2 separate regions of the Homo sapiens genome follow, and region 1 is linked to region 2. The links are chromatin loops, found by intact Hi-C in ENCODE. Cell type or tissue: CD14-positive monocyte. All regions are shown on one strand. Links, peaks and the distances in the headings refer to the core of each region. The heading gives the core; the rest is flanking DNA.

Evidence for each region. A loop is a pair of places that touch in the nucleus more often than their neighbours do. Peaks named below come from ENCODE experiments on the same cell type or tissue, not always from the same donor. Only the 100,000 strongest peaks of a DNase experiment are listed, where the experiment ranks them.
Region 1: a loop joins it to region 2, with 2.0 times the contacts of the local background. A loop is called at or near these places in 1 of 110 quality-filtered maps.

The regions. Positions count from the first base shown.
Region 1 is chr13:50,328,009-50,339,557 of GRCh38, forward strand. The region is part of intron 2 of DLEU1 (deleted in lymphocytic leukemia 1); the gene reads left to right. Among named protein-coding and RNA genes, the nearest start is that of DLEU1-AS1, 190 kb to the right of the region's middle. In CD14-positive monocyte, for the core only: no CTCF peak of the experiment used is centred there; a DNase peak (open chromatin) is centred at 6,293; H3K4me3 peaks cover 1,249 bases; H3K27ac peaks cover 2,227 bases.
Region 2 is chr13:50,283,391-50,294,939 of GRCh38, forward strand. All of the region lies in intron 2 of DLEU1 (deleted in lymphocytic leukemia 1), which reads left to right. Among named protein-coding and RNA genes, the nearest start is that of DLEU2, 160 kb to the left of the region's middle. In CD14-positive monocyte, for the core only: no CTCF peak of the experiment used is centred there; DNase peaks (open chromatin) are centred at 6,521 and 7,021; H3K4me3 peaks cover 1,305 bases; H3K27ac peaks cover 2,183 bases.

The sequences.
Region 1 (11,549 bases), core at 5,178-7,677, 44 kb after region 2:
AGTAATTCCTCTATTGGAAGTTCAATATACTATTCTATGATCTGAGTCATTATTTTACTTTCAGTCCACCAGCTGCTGTTTGCCAAGCTGATTGGCTTTCCAATATATATTTCATTTACTATAGGTTGCAGGGGTATCTCTTTCCAGATGATCTATTGGACATAGTCCTTTATGCCTCTATTACTTGTTTTGAGAAACTTTTCCTAAGTTAGTTGTTTAGTTGACTGTGTTGGTCCGGTGGGCATCTCAGATTTATTTGTCTAGAAACTATGCTACCTGGAGGCATAGAAAGAGTAAAGTACTTGGAATACCCAGAACTCCTGGATTTGCATTTCATTTCTGCTTCTTTCTAGCTATGGTGGTGATGGCTTACAATCCATTGAACTTGTCTGAGCTTTAATTTCTCAACTTCAAAATGGGGATTAATAATAACAGCTTTTGCTACTTCTCAGGCATAATGTGAAGTAAAATGAGAAGAGGTTGGTGCAAACAAGAAGATACAGTGCAATTCACATTCAACGAAAGGGAACGGTCTAAATGCAAGGTCTATATGCACTTAAGGTGTTTTTATTGATAAATATTGGGTTACATGGCTTTACTTCTGCTCAGATCTGGATAGGGACCATTTATTGAGTGGCTGCTGTATCAGGAACCACAGGAGGCAACCTCGATTAATCCCAGTAAAACCCCTTTGAGGTGGCTGCCATCATTCTCTATTTGAGAGAGGATAGAGACCTGACCAAGGTCACATCACCACTTAGCGCCTGAGCCAGATTGAAAACCAGATTTGTTTGATGGTAAAGTCAGCACTCCATTTTAATTGCAAAGACTATTGTGCAATGGTGAATGTTTTGTGGTGTTTTTTTGTGTGTTTTGAAAATTGAGAACAAGATGGGATTCATAACAAATTAGATAGTTCACTTTTCTTATATGTAAATTCCAGACAGTAGCAATAAATCACACACTTTGGATGCTCAGGGGAAATTAGTTATAATTTAATGCTTTGGAAAATCATTATTTATCCCCCTTTGTGGTAGAATTTATTCTCAACATCCTTATAAATAAACAAAATGTTTTACTAGCTAAAAAAATTACCAATCCATTCTTTCTTCACAAGGCATGGAGACAGTAGAACAACGGCATTTTTCTTTACTATCCTCTTGGCCTAATTGTTCGCTTGTCCTGAATCAGTTACTGAACTGAGAAACCCAGGTAAGCTTCCCATAGCATTCTCCTTTCTTATTTCTAGTATTTGGTTCAGTCCGCGATACTCTTTTAGCCATCGGTGACTGCTCTTACTGAGACTGTGGCTGTCCTCGCCCAGAGTTGAGGTAGGGGTAGGTTGGGGATGGGAGACTCACTACTAAGCACTGTGGAGTCTATTTGAGTCCCTGGCAGTATCTGTCCGATATGGTCTGGCTCTGTATCCCCATCCAAATCTCATCTCAAATTTTAATACCCGTGTGTCAAGGGAGGGACCTGTAATCCCCACGTGTCAAGGGAGGGAGGTGATTGGGTCATGGGGACAGTTAACCCCATGGTGTTCTCGTGATAGTGAGTGAGTTCTCACGAGATCTGATGGTTTTGTAAGGCAGTTTTCCCTGCTCTTGTTTACTCTCTCTCAGCAGCATCATGTAAGATGTGCCTGCTCCCCCTTCCGCCATGATTGTAAGTTTCCCGAGGCCTCCTCAGCCATGTGGAACTGTGAGTCAATTAAATCTCTTTTCCTTATGAATTACCCAGTCTTGGGTATGTCTTTATAGCAGTGTGAAAATAAATGAATACACTGTCTATCTGTCTGTCTCTCTCTCTGTTATTTAAGATCAGAACAGGACTTACTGTATGACAGAAACACAGCTGAAGGGGTGTTAGAAAGTCCGGAGCTTATGAAGACGTTCCCTGACCTCTCCTTTTGTTAACTGGGGCTTCATTCCAGAGAATAAGAGCTTCTTTATGGGTTCAGACACTTCTGGCTGCAATTAGCCGATTGTTAATTTATGTCTGAGTGTTGGAGGCTTTAGTTAGATAAAATATTTAAAGGATTTAGTCTCAGTGAAAAGAACTTTAAGTAAGAATGGCTTTGAGGAAAAGAGAAAAGTTAGATTCCAGCTTTCCTTCTGGGTGCTGACTATGGTGAGTGGGGAAGTAGGTTATGAGATAATAAGAGCTTTATTGTCAATTTTTGCATTCTTTTAGAGGCCCCCACGACTTTAGATTTCCTTAATATCTTTCTCCCTTTATAGTTAATTTAAAAAAATATTGAGCACTTTATATGTGTCCACGCATTCTATTGCCCTGGAGCAAACTCTAGTGATCAGCACGTCCATAATCCTTGCTCTTATGGAACTCACAGTCTAGTGGGGAACTACACAAAAACACTGCAAAGTTGTAACCAATGTTTATGGTTTATGGTGTTATGAGCGTTGAGGTTGTTAGGGAAGACTGTTTTTGTGTGATGCATTCATCAGTGTTGGGGTTGCTATAGCCCATTTTTTTGTGGCTATCAGCTTTAGGTACTTTTATTAGGTCTTAAAAAGAATATTCTAGTAATTAATCATATAGATTGTAGATGGGTTGCTGGATTGCATTGATTTTTAAACAGATATATATACACACACACATACATGGAAGCACACATACATATAAGTATATATATCTGTGTATATGTTACATGTGTATATATATATGTATATACATATATATGGGTGTGTGATTACATAAGCAATGTAAAGTGATTGTAGAGAATTTGGAATATCATAAAACTACAAAAAAATTAAACTTACCCGGAAATAATTAATGTCTATCTACATACCTATCTCTAGTCTTTTTTTCTAGACATACATAGATTTAAAAATATAATTTGGATCATATTGCAAAGATGAGTTTGCATTTTCATTGAATCACGACCATTTCTCTTGTCATAAAATAATCTTTAAAGGAAATTTTTTTACTTCATTATACTCTATATTTCTATCAGAATTTATGTAATTATTCCTTTATTGAACACTAGTAATGTGTCCCATTTGCTACTATAAATAATGCTGTGAAGTGCAAGTTTCTATAGTTTATGACAATTTTCTTTTTTCTTCTTTTTTTTCTTTTGAAACATTTTATTTTTTTCGACTCTTTTTTTATTTTATTTTATTATTATTATACTTTAAGTTTTAGGGTACACGTGCACAATGTGCAGGTTAGTTACATATGTATACATGTGCCATGCTGGTGTGCTGCACCCATTAACTCGTCATTTAGCATTAGGTATATCTCCTAAAGCTATCCCTCCCCGCTCCCCCGACCCCACAACAGTCCCCAGAGTGTGATATTCCCCTTCCTGTGTCCATGTGTTCTCATTGTTCAATTCCCACCTATGAGTGAGAATATGCGGTGTTTGGTTTTTTGTTCTTGTGATAGTTTACTGAGAATGATGATTTCCAATTTCATTCATGTCCCTACAAAGGACATGAACTCATCATTTTTTATGGCTGCATAGTATTCCATGGTGTATATGTGCCACATTTTCTTAATCCAGTCTATCATTGTTGGACATTTGGGTTGGTTCCAAGTCTTTGCTATTGTGAATAGTGCCGCAATAAACATACGTGTGCATGTGTCTTTATAGCAGCATGATTTATAGTCCTTTGGGTATATGCCCAGTAATGGGATGGCTGGGTCAAATGGTATTTCTAGTTCTAGATCCCTGAGGAATCGCCACACTGACTTCCACAAAGGTTGAACTAGTTTACAGTCCCACCAACAGTGTAAAAGTGTTCCTATTTCTCCACATCCTCTCCAGCACCTGTTGTTTCCTGACTTTTTAATGATTGCCATTCTAACTGGTGTGAGATGGTATCTCACTGTGGTTTTGATTTGCATTTCTCTGATGGCCAGTGATGGTGAGCATTTTTTCATGTGTCTTTTGGCTGCATAAATGTCTTCTTTTGAGAAGTGTCTGTTCACGTCCTTTGCCCACTTTTTGATGGGGTTTTTGTTTTTTTCTTGTAAATTTGTTTGAGTTCATTGTAGATTCTGGATATTAGCCCTTTGTCAGATGAGTAGGTTGTGAAAATTTTCTCCCATTTTGTAGGTTGCCTGTTCACTCTGATGGTAGTTTCTTTTGCTGTGCAGAAGCTCTTTAGTTTAATTAGATCCCATTTGTCGATTGTTTATGACAATTTTCTTAGGCTAGATTTTGAGAAGAAAAATAACAGGGTCAAAGGGAGTGAAATTTTAAGGCTTGTGATATGTATTGCAAAATTGCTTTCCAAATAGGTAATATAAATCTAGCTCCCATTAGCAAAGTACGAGAGTGATTATTTTATTGGTTACCCTGTCATTGCTGAATATGATTATTGTTAATTAGATGGTTGAAAAATATTATCTTCTTTTTATTTCTATTCTGGTCTACTAGTGGAATTAAATTCTTTTTTTTTTTTCTTTGAGACAGTCTCTCTCTGTCACCAGGCTGGAGTGCAGTGGCGCAATCTCGGCTTACTGCAACCTCCGCTGCCCAGATTCAAGCGATTCTCCTACCTCAGCCTCCTGAGTAGCTAATTAAATTCTTTTTTATACAGTTATTAGTAATTAGTACTTTTTTAATGAATCTCAGTTTATGTTCTTTGCTCGTTTCTTTATTATGGTTTTTAGTACTTGTTTCATAAAAACTTTTTATTTATTAAGGATGCCAATAATTTGTCATATGCAAAGTTTTCCGAGTTATTTAACAGAAGTTTCTAATTTGTATGTAATTAGATCTACTTGTCTTTTCTTTTTGATTTCTAGCTTTTATATGCTCAGAAAGTCCCTATCCTATTAATCAGATATTTTGTCTATGTGTTTGAAAGCTAGATGAATTTTTAATATGGTGCCCATAAGATACTTCAGCAACCTGGTGCAGTGCCTAATAAATACGGCACTTGGGGACATGATGTGTGGTTACTAGAAGTTTGCCTAATAGTTAGATCTCAATAGTCATTGGTCACTGGGATGAATATTCATTAAACCATGTTTTGAAAGAGGAATAAATATTACCCAGTCAAACAAAAGGGAGAAGAATCTTCCAGATAAGGGACCCATGACATGAAAGGGTACAGAGGGAAGAAACCAAAACCATGATGTGCAAGGAATGCCTGCAGCAGGAGCTCAGCATACATGGTAGGGAAGGTGTTAGTTAGGCATGGCCAGATCATGCAATTTTCAGGCCATGATGAGAAACTTAATTTTACATAATAAAAAATGAGAAATCATTACAGGGGTTTAAGTAAGAAAGTGATGTGGGCCATATTGACATTGGGAAATTTAGGTACATTACTTCAGTTTACTAAAAATAGTGGAGAAGAGAATTGGAGTAGATGAGATTTGAGTCCTGGCAATCCATTAGGGAAAAAAGCAAGTTACACTTAGCAGCATTTAACAAGTGTGGGCTGGGCATGATGGCTTACATCTGTAATCCCAGCACTTTGGGAGGCCAAGGCAGGAAGATTGCTTGACACCAGGAGTTTGAGACCAGCCTGGGCACCATAGTGAGACCCCTTCTCTACAAAAAATACAAAAAATTAGTTGGGTGCCTATAGTTCCAGCTACTTGGTAGGTTGAGGCAAGAGGATCACTTGAACCTAAGAGGTCGAGACTGCTGTGAGCTATGGTCATGCCACTTTATTCCAGCCTGGGTGAGAAAGTGAGACCCTGTCTCAAAAAAAAAAAAAAATGTGGAAGGTAGTATCATTTGAGCTAGAGAGGAATACATTCAGGAGATATTTAGATGGTAGAATTTTTCCACTTCCCCTTGATCCTCAAAGGAGGGCCAGGCTCATGCCTGTAATCCCAGCCCTTTGGGAGGCCGAGGTGGGTGGATCACCTGAGGTCAGGAGATTGAGACCAGCCTAGCCAACATGGTGAAACCCCATCTCTACCAAAAATACAAAAATTAGCTGGGTGTAGTGGGGGGCACCTGTAATCCCAGCTACTCAGGAGGCTGAGGCAGCAGAATCTCTTGAACCCGGGAGGTGGAGGTTGCAATGAGCCAAAATCATGCCATTGCACACCAGCCTGGGCGACAGAGTAAGACTCTGTCTCAACAAAACAAAACAAAACAAAACAAAACAAAACAAAACAAAACAAAACAAAAAACAAAGGACACAGCATAGCATAGAGAAAAAAAGATCTGGATTGGAAATCTGAAGCCTGGCTCCACCACCAGCACCATGATCTTTACTAGTTACCTCCCCTCTGAGGGCCTCTACTTCCTTATTTGTATAAGGACTTTCTGAACTAGATGATCTTTCAAGTGTCTGGCAGTTTTAACACTTCTGTGTTCTTGTAGTTTTAGACACCAGCTTAGTGTTTCGAAACTGTAAAATAGCCTGAGAAATCTTGTGAAAATAGGAACTTGCACTTTTCTAGGATTTTTGTTTCCTGTTTTTATAAAATTTGAGCTAGTGAGGACTAGATATCAGGATGAGCCCCTGCCTGCCTCTTGGCCAGCTTTGTAGAGGGGTTTCTGATGCCCAGAGGAGAGGCAGTTTGAGTAAGGGCAGCCGACAGCAAGCATGGAGCTCGCACACAGCTCTCTCGCCTTCCAGGCGTGGCTCAGTGGCACCATCCTTGTGGCCTCCTGTCTTGTGACCATGAGCAGACACGCTCGAATATGATGGCCATGTAGCCAACTAACTACAGCTGTTGGAAGCTCAAACCCGTGGTTCAAATCCATTGGCAATTTTGGTAAAATCTAGGGTTTGGCTCATTCAGTCTAACAATGCTCACCCGACTGTGTGGCCAGTAATTTACCAAAAACAGTATAGCTTGTTGCCATTTTCATCTTTAGTGGAGGCAGAAAAATGGAAGGATATAGAAAGAGAAATGTCTCGCCTTTCAGAAGCTCCTTGCTCTTTGGTATTTAGTTTGCTATTTTCTGTCATTTTTGTCTTGAGTCATTAGAGTTGGGTTTCTATTCTGCTGTCTGCCTTGCAATGTTATCTAAGGAATCTATAAGCAGCTTAACCCTGTCAACGGAAGATTGTACTAAAACAGCCTGTTCAGGAAGCCCTGGAATTCCACGCTTCAAGCCATTAGCTGTGTCTTGCTTACATGAAGCTTATCACGCCACCCTCAGAAAATTTCCATCTTATCATGGGCGGCATTGTAAATAATGGAAAAAACTGTCTGAAACTGTTTGAATGTTTTCTTAGATTATTTGGAAATTTCCAGCTTTGTGCACTAGACAGAAGACCTTTGACCTCTGGGATGACAGCATAAAGGCGAGGTATGCCTTCTCTTACTTAGCCAGGGAGGGCCCATAATGACTGTGCAGACACTTTCTATTATTTTTGTCATGAAGTCTCTGAATTTAGTCACCGAGCCTATGGGAAACAAATTCGCTTTAGGAAAAAAAGCTTAGCAAGAAGAATTCATTCCTCAAGTGTAACACCTTTTTTTTTTTGAGATGGAGTTTCGCTCTTATTGTCCAGGCTGGAGGGCTGGAGTGCAAATGGAATGACCTTTGCTCACTGCATCCTTGCCTCCCAGGTTCAAGCAATTCTCCTTCCTCAGCCTGTGGAGTAGCTGGGATTACAGGCACCCACCACCACGCCCAGCTAATTTTTTGGTATTTTTAGCAGAGATGGGGTTTTACCATGTTGGCTAGGCTGGTCTCAAACTCCTGACCTCAAGTGATCCGCCTGCCTTGGCCTCCCAAAGTGCTGGGATTACAGGTGTGAGCCACCGCGCCCAGCAAGTGTAACACTTTTAAAGGTCTTTTATTTATCTGCCTATAATCTTAAGAGTGAGTTTTTAATTAAATTTTGTCACTGAAAATTTATTATTCCTTTAGGAAGCAATTTTGTGGGGGGTGCTTAGGTTAATATGTAATTATATACTTAAAATTCTTCTAGGTTCATTTAAAGATAAAGTAATATATCAGTTATTACAAGATGCCAAAGGCTAAAACATGCAATTTTCTCAGTCCAGCTCACTTTTTGTTTCCAAAGCCCTTTGCGTGCATTAACAATCTTTACACATTATGAAGTCACTGTCGCCATTTAGCCCACCTTTGCATCATGGGCTAAAATGGATGCAAAGGGTTGGTTAACTCAAAGCCATGTACTTTATTCCACCTAAATTTTGTTCATTCTGTTATTCAACCTGAAATATCCTTTCCCCTCAATTTCTGCCCGTGAAAATTGTATTTGTCTCTTAAGATTCAGATCAAATATTACCTTTCCTTACCTCCTAGGGTAGATTTCTAAAGAAAAGGATCTGTGAACATTTAGGAAAGCAAGCAGTGGTCACCAGGAATTTGTGTGGATTGCTGATAAAGAAGTCATTCTGCACTAACTTCATCTCTTCTTTGGCATTATGGCTCATCTGATAAATAAATGCAATAGACATATCTTTGGATTTCAGTAAGTCTTTGATAGAGTCTCTCTTGATAGGCTTTTGGTCTATCAATAGTACAATTAGGGGGATTAGTAACTGGTTAAATGGCTAAAGCCACAAATGACTGAATAATGGCTTTTGGCCTGTGAAATATTTCCCGTGAAATGCTGGCATGCATTTGTCCTTGGCCTTGTCTTAGAGAAAAAAATTATTAATGATGAATCAGTCAGAATAGATGTAGATAATGTTGTAGTATTGAAGACCCCCCACCCCATCCCCACTGCCAATTTAGTGGTTTAAAACAATAAATATTGATTTCTCTCACACTACTTGTTCATCTTGAGATGATGGGGGCTGGATGGGTGGGGTCTTTGCTTTGGGTTATTATTGCAGTCATTATTTGGAACATCGTTGGCTGCCAAGGCCATGTGAAAAGAGATGGTGAGGAAGCCCATATGGATGCACAACCATACACACCTCAAGTGAATGGGTGTGCAAGGCGGCAGTGTGCCTGCAAGGAGAGAAATGCCATGTTTGTGAAAAGCCCTAATGACCACCACACCCATTGGGATGGAAACAAGGTGTTGGTGGATGACACAAAATTAGGTGTATAGTGAATAGGATTTTCCCTCAGAGGACCTGATAGGAGGTTCTGAACTTTTTCAGTAATTATTTAGATGACTCTGGGCAGATCACTTAACTTTCTTCAGTCTTGGTTTCCTTACCTATAGAATAAGACCATCAGTGATATTAATGTGTCTGGGTGATGGTGAGGTGCTGTCTGGCTGGTACTGGTGTCTCTGAGCTTGGAGTCAGGTTTCTCTATTGGTGCTTTATTCTTAGATGTATAAAAGTTGTTAATTGTAAAATTTTTATTATGACTGGTACCATTATCAATTTTTAAAAATTGGCTTTTTAAAGTTGAATGTAATTTGTTTTGAATTGTATATTACATTTGTCTGATATATTTTTGCCAAACTTAAAAAACAATGTGTCAAATCTCTTATAGATAGCTCATTGTTTTTTATTCAGTCTGAAAGCCTTTTTCTTTTTTAGTACAGCCATTTGATTCATTTATATTTATTCCCAGCACTTTAAATTAATTTTTCTTTCAGGCATCTTAACTTACACTTTCGTGTCTATATTTCCCTTTTATTCTGATTTGTGCTGTATATACTACTTGCTTTGCATTTGCCTCTCTGTAAACATCCTGATTTTCAATCTACAAATATATACCTTAAATAAAGAAAACCCTAACTCATAAAGCTCATCTTTTTTGAAATATAAAAATCAAGAATAAAAATAAGCATTTATGACTCCAAATTTTGAACGCTGAGCTATGTGGGACTTTAAAAGTTTAATGTGTGATTATAAATGCCACATTTAATTTTTTAAAGTGGTCAATATGTATCTCTTTATAAAATATTTTTCTTTTTTTCTGTTAAGATTTGCAGTGATTATTCAGACCTATTAAGCTGGTGCAAAAGTAATTGCGTTTTTTTGCTATTACTTTTAATGGCAAAAACCATGATTACTTTTGCACCAACTTAATATATCTGTAATTTAACAGGTTTTAATGCTTCCTGATAATCCTTTTTAGTTACAACTTCTCTCTTCTTGAGTTCTTTTTTGTTTTATTTTGTTCTTGTTTTTTGGGACAAGGTCTCACTCTGTCATCCAGGCCGGAGCACAGTGGCGTGATCACAGCTTGCTGCAGCCTTGACATCCTTGGTTCAAGTGATCCTCCCACCTCACCCTCCCCAGGAACCATGCCTGGCCAAGTTTTTATGTTTTTTGTAAAGACTGGGTTTCATCGTTTTCCCCAGGCTGGTCTCGAACTTCTGGGCCCAAGTGATCCACCAGCCTCGGCCTCCCAAAGTGCTGAGATTACAGTCATAAGCCAATGCACTTGGCCTCTTCTTGGGTTCTTAATTGCATTTCATTTCTGTGTACTAGGGACTGTGTACTGCAGGAACTTTATTCAGAAAGATATTAGGAGATTTTCTGAGCCTCTGCATCTGAGGATGCCTTTCTGCTGTCTTTCTACAAGAAGATCAATGACTCTATATGAATTCTTGGGTCATACTTTTTTTCACTTAAATTCCGGAAATGCTGCTCCATTGCTTTAGTGTCTAGTGCCTTGTATGAAGTTGGCATGCTTTGCCAAGCTTATTTAAAATTAGAGTTGCCGAGGATAAGTCTAAAGTTGACTTTTGATCCTTTGTAGGAAAAGCAGCCACCTCCCATTCTCTAGGCCTAACCAGTCTCTGGGGCCCCTGGCATTTGTCCTGCCCCAGGTGCTGCTGTGACGACCAGCTTTGTGTGGCCTCCAGTGGACTTCATATGGACATAGCCGACCATGCCTTGCCTTGTCAGTCCCACATCCCTCACCTTCGGACCTGGGCTTCCCTGTTGATACAGAGGCACTGGATATCTTGAGACTTGCTCACCATGACGTATGTGCACCCAGAAATGCATGGAAGTTTACATCACCAGGGGCACATTTTTGGCCAACACGAGGTGGGGAGGTAGTGGGTAAAATGTTTTCCCTTCCTTCTCAGGACAGAATTGCCATGGCTCAAAAGGCCCCGTGAAATTTTGAGAAATCTGTTATGCTTGATACTAAGGATACCTTGGATATTTGCTCTTCCTTGCTCTCTTCCTTTCTCCCAACTTCTGTTTCCCTGGGGTTGTTTTACACCCACCAAAACAATAGCACCTAAACCTTTGCCTCAGGCTTTGTCTTTACAGAAACCCAGGCTAAAACAACAGGTAACAAAAACAGGTGGTTTTTGCTTGAATACTTCTAGAATTTTTTCTTTGTTTTTGGAATTTAGAAAATTTACTAAAACAAACTAGATATAAACTTCAAAACTGCTGCCTGGATCATTGTGAGAACTCTCTACATCCAGACTTGGATTAAAAAAAAAAAATCAGGATAGTTTTTTCTAGTATTTTATCTATTCGTACTGTTTTATTGTTTATTTTTAGAAATGCTTATTTTGGTTAAATCCTTACTCAAATATATATAGACATTTGAATAGTTCTGCTTTTACCATGGCTTCTCCTTTTGTTCACAGATTATGTGCTTTTGTATTTTATTAGCAACATGAAGAATGTGTTACAATTGTTTTCTTCTTTGTGCTTGCAATGTGTGTGCTTTAGAAGGCAATGAGTCC
Region 2 (11,549 bases), core at 5,916-8,415:
AAACTGTTAGGAACATTAACTGAATTAAATGGTGGGGGGAATGCATCTGTTTTATAACAGGTGCCGGAAAATGGACTGTCACCAATATTGTATAGTCAAGGATGGAAGCAGGAGGATAATAGAGTTGCAGTGCGTATGCTAAACAAAAGACGACTTTCATTCCAAGGAAATGAGATAGAGACAGCACGAGTCTTACTTCTGTTGTTTTCCATGGAGGACCTTGACAGGAAGAGCAAGTTTTGTCTCAGTGATGTACAGAGTTGATCTTTAAGTTGCATGACAACATCATTATCTTGCTCTGGCTTAAAAAAAAATTATCAGCTTTGGGAACAATTGTCTCTTAACAGTAACTCAGATTTTAGGTTTCTCCTTCCCTGCCAGCCCAGGGTGATATGAACATTTTGAAAAAACTAGAGGTAGCTTTTTATCAGTAAAAAAAAAAAAAAAAAAAAATTCCCTCCTGCACATTTGTTTCTTGAAGGACAGGTTTCTGCTTCTATCTTTTTGTTTTCTAGGTTGAGGATGATGAATGGCAGTTTCCAAATGTATTTCTGAAAAAGATGAATAAGAAAGAGCTGTTTCTGATTCAACCTTCCAATTCCTGGGAGAAATGGATGAAGTAGGAAGTAGAGAGAGCTGTAGATTACAGAAAGGCCAACATGAGGAGTTGCTTTTCTTGTAAATGTGTTTCATTTAGAAGGCATGTGTGCTTAACAAAGGATTTAATTTGTGTGGAATTAAAAAAAACCAAACTTTTGACAATACATGTGAACAAAACTTCAAACTGCACCAAATTATTTACAAATTTTCAGTTACCGTCTTTGGCATTCTAGCTGGATTATTCCACCTAAAATGCAGATCTAACTTTGTTATTTTTCTGACTGCAGTCTTGTGCTGCTCCACAAACTCCTAAGCAATAGTGTATGAGCCCTTTGTACATTGCCTTCTCTCTCTGTCCGAAGTCTTATTTTCCACCCTCCCTGCTTGACACCTGATGCATTATACTCTAGTGGTTCCTTCATACTCTGCTGCTCTGCACTTCACAAAGATCCTTCTCTCTGGAATACCCTTCCTATTTTTATTTGGCCAACTCTTACTGGATAAACTATCATTCTGTCCTGAAAGTCTTCCCTTAAACTAGGTGGGACTAAGACCCACTTTTCTAGACTCTGTGGCTTCTGGCTTGCTACTGAGTATCTTATATTTCTCTTTAGGTGTGAGTTGACCTTTTAGACTATGAGCGTCTTGTGAGTGGAGACTATGCCTTATTCATTTTTGCATGTGTCGGGTGGATGCAGTGCTGAACATGTAATATGTGCACAGTAAGTGTTTGCCAATAACCTCTAAATATCCAACTCAACTAATATTTCAGTTACTTCCTATTTAGTACTAAGACTGAACTGAAAACCCACAAGAAAGTTTCATAATGATAGGTGGTAAATAGCAGTTAGTTCAGGAAGTAAGTAACAGATTATTATTTTTCTCCCAGTGGCAGGGTCACACTATTTTTAATGAATTTGGATAAATCTACCTGTGCAAAGCATATGTGTCCATACAGCAAGTGCATTAGGAATCACAGATAATACTTAGAATCAAGGACTATAAGAATTGCAAAATGTCCTTAGATATCTTCCAGGCCAATCCTCTTTGTGATGCAAGAGTCCTTCCCACAATAGTTCTGATAAATAGTCATGCATTTTCTACCTAAACACCTCCTGTAATGGCCCCTCTTTATCTCACCAGGAAGCTCAATCCATTTTTGGACCACTTTAATTTTCAGAATACTTTCTATATTGGCTCAAATCTACTTCTTATAACATTTATCCATTGGTCCTGATTCTTCCTCTTGAAGAGGAGGAAGACAATAAATCTAATTTCTCTTCTTCCTTTAACCTTGCAGATATTGGTGCATCATCAAATGTCCCGTAAGACTTCTCTTCTCCAAGTGAAGTTTTCTTAAGTTCTGTAATTGTTCTTCATATTCTGTGCATTCTGTTCCCCTTACTATCCTAGTCACTCTACTGTGCTTTAGTTTGTCCAGAAGTGAACACGAGAGTCCAGGTTTCCTTATCAGTGCGCATTTGAGCATGACTGGGCCCACATTACAATGAACACTCTACTTTAGTTTCTGAAGCCTGAGATTTCATTACCTTTTTTTTGGCAACCATGAAACTCTGCTGACACATATGGAACTTTCAATTAATAAAAACCTCTAGGATTGTTTCCCTTGTACTGTTACTAAGCCTTTCTGGGATCTGGTTATACTGCTTATACCCTCTGAATGATGCTACATGAAAAATTTCAAATCAACAACCATTGACCAACTATTTGATAATATTCATACTTGTAGATCAAAACTAGAATGTAATAGTGCCCATACCTGAAGGTCTAAAAAGTACTTTCCGATAGTTCTTATTATATTTATTTATTTTTCTCTGGGCATGAAGACAATCAGATTATAGTCAGCAAACAATTTAAAGACTAAAATTTTCATAATTTATCTATTTATATCAGTATTGCTATTTAGAACACTGACCCTGCAAAGTTATATACCTAGTCCAACAATGCTTTCTTTGTTGGGTGATTAGGACAATAACATTTTTGAGGGGTGCCTACTTAGTGCTTAGTATTCAAACCATTTTTCAAACTTCAACTTTCGAATTACATTTAAACCCAGTGCATGAACCACACAGAAACATTATTCTCACTATTTTCAGTCACATTTCTTCTTTTCGAGTCCAAGGTTCTAGTTTAGTGGTCTTGTCTCCTATGACCTTTAGTCACCTCCTGAAATCAATTATATCCTCAATGATGGCTATTACTCCGTTCCCCCTTGAATATATTACTACATGTCCCCATGCAGGCCCCTGGAGCAGTCGTACCACTCAGATGGCCCAACAGCCTCACCAATGTCTTGCCTGCATCCTCTCTGTTTAAAAATAGGACTCCCAGAGATTCTACCTTGAGGCCCCAGATCCTGCCAAAAAGAGATTTGTTTCCTCCTCTGTTCTTAGACCAATTACCAAATAAAGCACTCCACAGAGAATCCAGATGAAATATTTCTCCACCCAGTTGGTAAGAAAAGTAATTAAACCAACCTGCTGTGCTGAGCAGGCCTGCAGCAATGTAACACTTAGTTATAGCAACAGCCATAGATAGGAACTCAGCTGCAGGCTCCTGTCAGACCGATCTGGGCATTTCTAACCACTGTCCTTAGCAACGTTCACAAAGGGCCCCGTCTTAGACTCAGAAAGGCAGCTCACAGCCCTTAGGGGTATGGTTTGAGGTAAAATAAAAAAATAAAAAATTTAAAAGCATGCATTAAGTGTGCTTCTCAGTCTGGCTGTTTGCAGAGCTTAGATAAATAAGAATAAGGGCCTACCTAGCTGGATCTAGCATTTGCTTGCTCTCAGAAGTTGCAGTGACAGGAGAAGAACTTTTGTTTGGCCAGATGTAGCCTTTGCTCTTATCAGCCACTCTTTCCCACCCTTGTTGGTACCATGAAGTTTAGGTAGCATATGACGTCTCCTAATAGAAATCACTACACATTCTGTAATCTGCAGTTCTTATTCAGGGCAATTCAAATCACTGTAATTTCTTTCTACTAACCAGATTTTGCTGAAATTCTGGAAAACTATGGAATACTTTTTTTTTGTTTGAAAAATCAAGCAACACATATTTCGTTTCAAATGGTAGACTGAACGAAGTAGTATAACTCATTTTCCTATGTCATCGCATAAAATTTGGTTAAAAATCTACTTAATCTTTCTCATATTATTAGCAAATGAAAAGGAAGAAGAAATGTCAAGCTGTCTAGCTGCAACAAGGAATATATCGCATTTTGTCAATAATAGTAATAATAATGATGATTGTGGGGCTGATGACAGTAATGATGCCATGGGTCTCTTTAGCTGGGAAAATTGACACAGTTGCATAGACTAGAGGTATGCAAGAAGTTAGTCTGAGTAATGTAAGTTTTAAAATTAGTGAAGCAAGAATTTTAATGATTTTAAAAAGGGTAGTACTAATACTGTGTATGTACAAAGCACTGTGAAATGTATAAAGCATTTTCACATTTCAACAAGGGATATTGAATCGATATTCCATAAGGGATATTGAAATGTGAAAAATCCCTTACTGAAAAGGGATTTTTCATTAAGGGATTTTGGAAAAGGAGGAAGCAGTGTTCAGATGGATTAAGTGGCAAGACCTGGATTTGCTGTTCTGTGTGCCACCAATTCTCAATTCAGTAAAACTGACTCAGTCAATCCAAGTTTTCCTGATTTGGTAGATTTATAAAAGCCTATATATTGAGCTCATCTGTGACATGCAGACTGTTTCTTAAAAAAATTATTTTTTATTTTAATGGTTTTTGGGGAACAGGTGGTGTTTGAATACATGAATAAGTTCTTTAGTGATGATTTCTGAGATTTTGGTGCACCCATCACCCAAGCAGTGTACATTGTACCCAATGTGTAGTCTTTTATCCCTCACTCTCCTCCCACCCTTTCCTCCGAGTTCCCAAAGTTTATTGTAACATTCTTGGTTTTCCATTCCTGAGTTAATTCACTTAGAATAATGATCTCCAATTCCATCCAGGTTGCTGTGAATACCATTATTTCATTCCTTTATATGGCTGAGTAATACTCCATTATATCTATATATCTATATAGATATATAACATTTTCTTTATCCACTCATTGATGGATGGACATTTGGGCTGGTTCCATATTTTTGCAATTGCAAATTGTGTTGCTATAAACAGGCATGTGCAAGTATCTTTTTCGTATAATGACTTCTTTTCCTCTGGGTAGATGCCTAGTAGTGGAATTGCCGGATCAAATGGCAGATCCACTTTTAGTTCTTTAAGGAATCTCCACACTGTTTTCCATAGTGGTTGTACTAGTTTACATTCCCACCAACAGTGTGAAAGTGTTCCCTTTTCATCACATCCACACCAACATCTATTTTTTTTTTTTTAAATGTTTTGATTATGGCCATTCTTGCAGAAGTGAGGTGGTATTGCGTTGTGGTTTTGATTTTCATTTCTCTGATAATTAGTGATGTTGAGCATTTTTCCATATGTTTGTTGACAATTTGTATATCTTCTTTTGAGAATTATCTATTCATGTGACATGTAGGCTCTTGATCCTAATGGTGACAAAAATATCTGTAATGGAGATGATATATTAATATTTTTCAGATATATTTCTATTATAAATTTTGGTATCTTGGGGGCTTCTCAATTATTGAAACAATGAGCTCAAAAGACCAATGTAAAAAGCTTTTCTAAATCTCTGTAGCCTCTCAGTGATATGGTCTGGAGGACTCAGATTATTTAGTTTTTTCTAGAAATGTTCAGAAGATTCCTGCTCTGCCTCTGTAGGCTGAACCAAAGGTCCTCCTGGATAGAAGAAAGACATGATGTTGAGGAAAATGAACAGTTTTCCCTTCTATTCTGAGAAGATTATGGAAATAAGATGGTCAGGTGTCGGAGCCCTTGTTTTTCTTTTCTTAGGGTCCAACTTGGGATAGGGAAGGGACTGTGGGTTTAGAAAGCAGTATCTGTATTGGTATGGATGGTCTGCAGAAACCTTTGCTCCTTTGAGCTACTGTAGTGAAGACTCAAGCCCTTAGGGAAATCATAGGTGTAGGCTTGGCACCGTGGCCATCATGGTGCCTGAGTGAGTGTAGGTGGTACCAGGAGCCCAGGTCTGCCATTCTGGACCCCAGGGACTTATGTAACTCCAAGTCCCAAGGAGGAGAGGTGGAGATGCTGAGGGCCCTGGTGAACCAGCAGAGGCCCTCATGCAGGAGAGAGTTCATTTTGGGTGAGGACTTAAAGATGAGAATAAATAGCTCGGATCTTGGGTTCCAGCAGTCGGTGCCAGCACATGATCTCAAATGGCCAGACAGGTCCATTTGTTCCTCTGTGGTCAGCAGTTCAGGGAGAAACTCAGTCTGGCTCCTCTGCAGCAGAGGCCCAGTGAGAATTCAGATGACCAGGTGAAGCTCTGAGGACCCCCTTTCTTCCTCTATCACGCCATCATTAATGAGCGTACCTGGCCCCTCCAACCAGTCACCTTCTTGAATTGGAGGATGGGGAGGGAAAGATTTTACACAAATAGATCAAGCAATTAATTAAAGAGACTGCCATAATTATTGCATCAGATCAAGGTTGATGGATTGAAAAAGCATTTTATATTATTTTTTCCAGGTTTGCTCTGGGGGTTTAGGCTTTGTGAGGATGATCAGATGAGTTACGTAGAGAAAGTAGAAATTTCCATATTTGATCAAATTTAAGATACAATTGATTATTAGAAGAACCTTTGTTTTATCAATTACTGAGAAAGAAAAAAGTTACCATATTAGTCAGGGTTCAAGCAAAGACATAGAACTAGTAGGAGCTATGTATTAAGAGATATATTGCAAGGAGTTGGCTTATATGATTGTGGGGGGTGGTTAGGCAAGTCTGAAATCCAAAGGGTAGGTCACTAGGAAGGGCAGGCTGAGACTCCCAGGCATGAGTCCATAGGCAAAATTCCTCTTTCACCAGGGAAGTCTCAACTCTGCACTTAAGGCTTTGCAACAGATCGAATCAGGCCCACCAAAACTGTCTAGGATAATCTTCCTTACTTATAGGCAACTGATTATGGACTTTAATCACATCTACAAATACCTTCAATGCAACACTTAGATTAGTATTTGATTGAATAGCTGGAGACTGTAGCCTAGTCAATTTGACACAAAAACTGACCATCACAGCTACCAATTAAACTATGGCAAGTTCTGGTGAGACATATTTCAATTTTAGAGGTGTTAAAATGTAAAAAAAATTTAGAGTTTATGACATGTGGTACATTTTCTGGGTATAGCGCAAGTAATTGAGAACTGTATTACCTAACTTTATTTAGTAATTCTGGGGATTAGTAGTGATTTTGTAATCTTGTAATGACTTGTAATTCTAGAGATTGGTAGTAATTACAACTACCCCTTTGCAGAGAGAAAGCCTGAGTACCAAGAAAGGGAAGTCACTTCCTGAGGATTACATCAGGCAGGGCTAGAATTAGGATCCTGTTTTCCACCCCCATGTTCTTTCAGTCCAGATCCCTGTATTTTATTAGAATCACAGGCAAAGAAGATTGGTGGAATGTGAATTGTGTTTCCCTGGCTGGTGTCCCTGATCACCTGAGAGTTCCAAAGTGTGTAAAATGATTTCGTGGAGCCTGATGGAAAGTCTGCATTTCATCTGAGGCAAAGTTTCATGGGCTAAATAAGATGTTAAGTTGCTTTGCTTTTGGCCAGAGTTTTATGTAGTCCCTTTGGTCACTTTTCTGTCATATGCTCATCAGAAGCTGTGATGACCAGTTATTTAAGTTGTGTGGGTCATTCTCCTGCTTCCTCTCAAGTTCATTCTCTACCTTCCCTCATTTTGCATCAAAGGGAATTAACTTTCCTAGGGTTACTTGCCAATGACTTCTGAGTAGCTTCAGCGAATGGGAGGCACCAGAGGAAGCCTAGAGGGTGGGAGAAGGGAGAAGCCAGGGAGTGAGTGGCTCCCTTCTTGCTCTGCCCTGGGCTGGGTCTCCCTCAGTGGCTGTGTTTCTGCAGTGGCTCTAACTTTGCTTGGATAGTCACTGCCTCCACAGTCCCATCCCACCAGGCAGCCTCCACCATAGTTCTGGCTCCCACTGATGGTCGTGGCTTTTGGAAGGCAATAGCAACGTCTCCTCTCATTGTTCCTTCGGCTCTAGGAATGGCAATGGCTTTCTGCTCTTGTCTCGCCACTCCTTAGGGACTCTTTCAGGTCTCCCATCACTTGCATAATGAATTCCTCATAGCAAATTTCCTGTATTTGGAATAGCTATAGTGGTCCCATGTTCCTGATATGTAGGATTAAAAAATTAATTATTCTGGGAAAAGTAAATCAGTTATTACTTGAGAGATACACATTTGGGTAGATACCATCATTCAAAACATGGCTTCTGTGTTAGGCTGTTTTTGTGTTGCTATAAAGAAATATCCATCTGGGTAATTTATAAAGAAAAGAGGTTTAATTGGCTCATGGTTCTGCAGGCTTTACAGGAAGCATGTCTCCAGCATCTACTTCTGGTGAGGTCTCAGGAAGCTTGCAATCATGGTATAAGGTGATGGGAAGCCAGTGTGTCACATGGGGAGAGCGAGAGCAAGAGGTAGGGGGAAGGTCCCAGACTTTTAAACAACCAGATCTCATGTGTACTAACTGAAGGCTTCCTTGCAATTCCTTAAAAAAGAATAGAATTGATTGCCATTTGAGAGCATGTGGACTGTTTGAAGGGAGGGCTAGAATTTGCTGTTCAATGTTTAGCACATTCTGGGAGCCTAGTAAGCACTGATTCGAGGAATCCAAGTCTTCCAGACTCATAAGCCATTCGTGAGTCATGTTATCACCAAGGAAATGGAGCTAAACCATTCCTGAGGGATCTGCCCCCATGATCCAGTCACCTCACAACAGGCCCCATCTCCAACACTGGGGATTACATTTTAACATGAGATTTGGGGGGGACAAACATCCAAACCATATCAGCTTCCAAGAGGAAAAATATGAAAAAGAAGAAAAGGGACCTTGGCAGTGAAAGGGCTGTAGAGGCACATATGGTAGTGCTGAAGGGAGCCTTAGCAGCCACCAGAGAAATAGGGGTACTTGTCCTGGGTCACTTAGCAGTTCATAAATGAACAACCAGGACCAGAATGCAGTTGTTTTTGCCTCCAGCCACATATTACATAGCACAGTTGGAAGCATTTGGAATCAGAGAGAACCAAGTTAAAAATCCCAGCTCCACTGTGCGTTTCCTCTGTGACTTCAGGCAAGCCTCTTACTGTCTCTGAATGTCAGTGTTCTCATCTTGAAATTGAAACTAAACTTCCCAGTGTTCATGAAACTGTAAGGAGTCACTTGTAAGTGTACTTGGTGGAGTGTTTGGCCAGAGTAGCCACTAAATATGTTACATTTCCTTCCTCCCATTCAGGACTTTTCTATAACACTATCCAGGAACAATTAAAATTTCCAAGAAGGTAGTTTCTTTCTTTTTTAAACTTTCTTAAAATCTCTGCCTTCCCCTTTTGCTGACTTTCAACAAAGCAAAATAAAGGAGCTGACCAAATGCTTTAATAATGTAACTTGGCTGGGCACGGTGGCTCACGCCTGTAATTCCAGCACTTTGGGAGGCTGAGGCAGGTGGATCACTGAGGTCAGGTGTTCGAGACCAGCCTGACCAACATGGTGAAACCCCGTCTCTACTAAAAATACAAAAATTAGCCAGGTGTGGTGGCAGGTGCCTGTAATCCCAGCTACTTGGGAGGCTGAGGCAGGAGAATTGCTTGAACCCAGGAGATGGAGGTTGCTGTGAGCCAAGATCGAGCCATTGCACTTCAGCCTGGGCGACAGAGTGACTCCATCTCAAAAAAACAAAAAACACAAACAAACAAAACCCTCAATGCTTTAAAAAAAATCTTGCAATTCCTTAAAAAAGAATAGAATTCATTGCCATTTGAGAGCAAGTGGACTGTTTGAAGGGAGGGCTAGAATTTGCTGTTCAATGTTTGGCACATTCTGGGAGCCTGGTAAACACTGATTCAAGGAGTCCAAGTCTTCCAGACTCATAAGCCATTTGTGAGTTAAAACAAGCCTCCTTTGAAGTGCTTGGACATCCTTCTCTACACTATCTTTAGTTGCCATTTTGCCCCTTACATTACAGTAAGAAGTACATTTGTATGGAGTTATACATGCCACAGGCCTGCTCTAGGACACTTGGCAATCAGCAATCGTTCAGACCTGCTTTCCTTCATTTTCCTTATTGGTTCCAGGTTGAACATAGGTCTTGTTACCGTTCAAGGGCCTGCTCCTATGGGCCCATGCCCCAGGAGCCCTAAGCCTTTTGGCCCAGTTGAAAAGCTGAGTTACATGAGAAGGTGACAGCCTCATAATGGCCCGTGTTCCAGCCCCAGCATTGTTACCCCCTACAATGCTGTTGTAGGAGTGTAAAGAAGCAGTCGCTTAGACTCCTAAATGCAGTTCTTCTCTCTCGAGACCACCTTGGATTGGAGAACACCCAAATGAGCAGGATTGCTTTTGCTTTCAAAAGAGTGATACCTGGAGCACAGGTATCCACCTCCCCCCATATCCCATGCTTTGAAAACTATGTTGTATTAGTGTTTTATTAACTGTGCTTGAATATTGGGCATCCTCCTATATTGCACCTTGATATTCTTGGCTGTATATAAAGAGTTGCTTCACTTTTAAGGAAGGTGGACTTAAAAGTTTATTGTTTGTGTTGTGATTTCCTTTCAAGTAGTTCCACTCTGTGTAACAATGATGCAAAGCAGGCGGAGAGCTGACCTAGGGCTTTCAAGTGGGGCAGAGGTAAGCAAAGAGATTTTTCCCTGATTAATGCTATCAGTTTAATTTTGTTGAATAAATGGGTGGAATTAGGTTGAGGAGTGTAGGTTCTTGCCAGATCCACCAGAAAAGGTGGTAGATATAGTTATAATTAGAGTAGTAATCAGAAGGGTTTAAATTCTGTGCAGATTGCTTTAACTCTCCATTTTAACATGTTTTTTTTTTTTCTTCCCTAGCAGATTACCAGAAATGGGGTTTCAGAAATGCAGTTCTAAGCATGACCTGGGGTGATGGGGCGCCTCTATTTATGGCAAATGGCTTTGACTTCTGTGGGACTGGGTCATATTGTTACAGCTGCAAGACTAAAAAGCATTTGAATGATTATATTTTGATTAGAATTCTTCCTACACTTTTAAGGAACATGGAAACTTCAGTCTCTTTTTCTCTCTCAATCTCTCTCTTTACTTTCTCTCATTCTATTTCTCTTCTACTTTCCCACATCCCCTTTTTGGAGACTGTGTTGTACTAATCTTTTTTTTCTTTTAATTATACTTTAAGTTCTGGGATACATGTGCAGAATGTGAAGGTTTGTTACATAGGTATACACGTGCCATGGTGGTTTGCTGCACCCATCAACCTGTCATCTACATTAGGTGTTTTTCCTAATGCTATCCCTTCCCTAGCTTCCCATCCCCCGACAGGCCTCGGTGTGTGATGTTCCCCCTCCCTGTGTCCATGTGTTCTCACTGTTCCACTTCCACTTATGAGTGAGAACATGTGCTGTTGGGTTTTCTGTTCCTGTGTTAGTTTGCTGAGAATGATGGTTTCCAGCTTCATCCATGTCCCTGCAAAGGACATGAACTCATCCTTTTTATGGCTGCATAGTATTCCACAGTATATATGTGCCACATTTTCTTTATCCAGTCTGTCGTTGATGGGCATTTGGGTTGGTTCCAAGTCTTTACTATTGTGAACAGTGCTGCAATAAACATACGTGTGCATGTGTCTTTATAGTAGAATGATTTATAATCCTTTGGGTATATACCCAGTAATGGGATTGCTGGGTCAAATGGTATTGCTGGTTCTAGATCCTTGAGGAATCACCACACTGTCTTCCACAATGGTTGAACCAATTTACACTCCCAACAACAGTGTAAAAACATTCCTATTT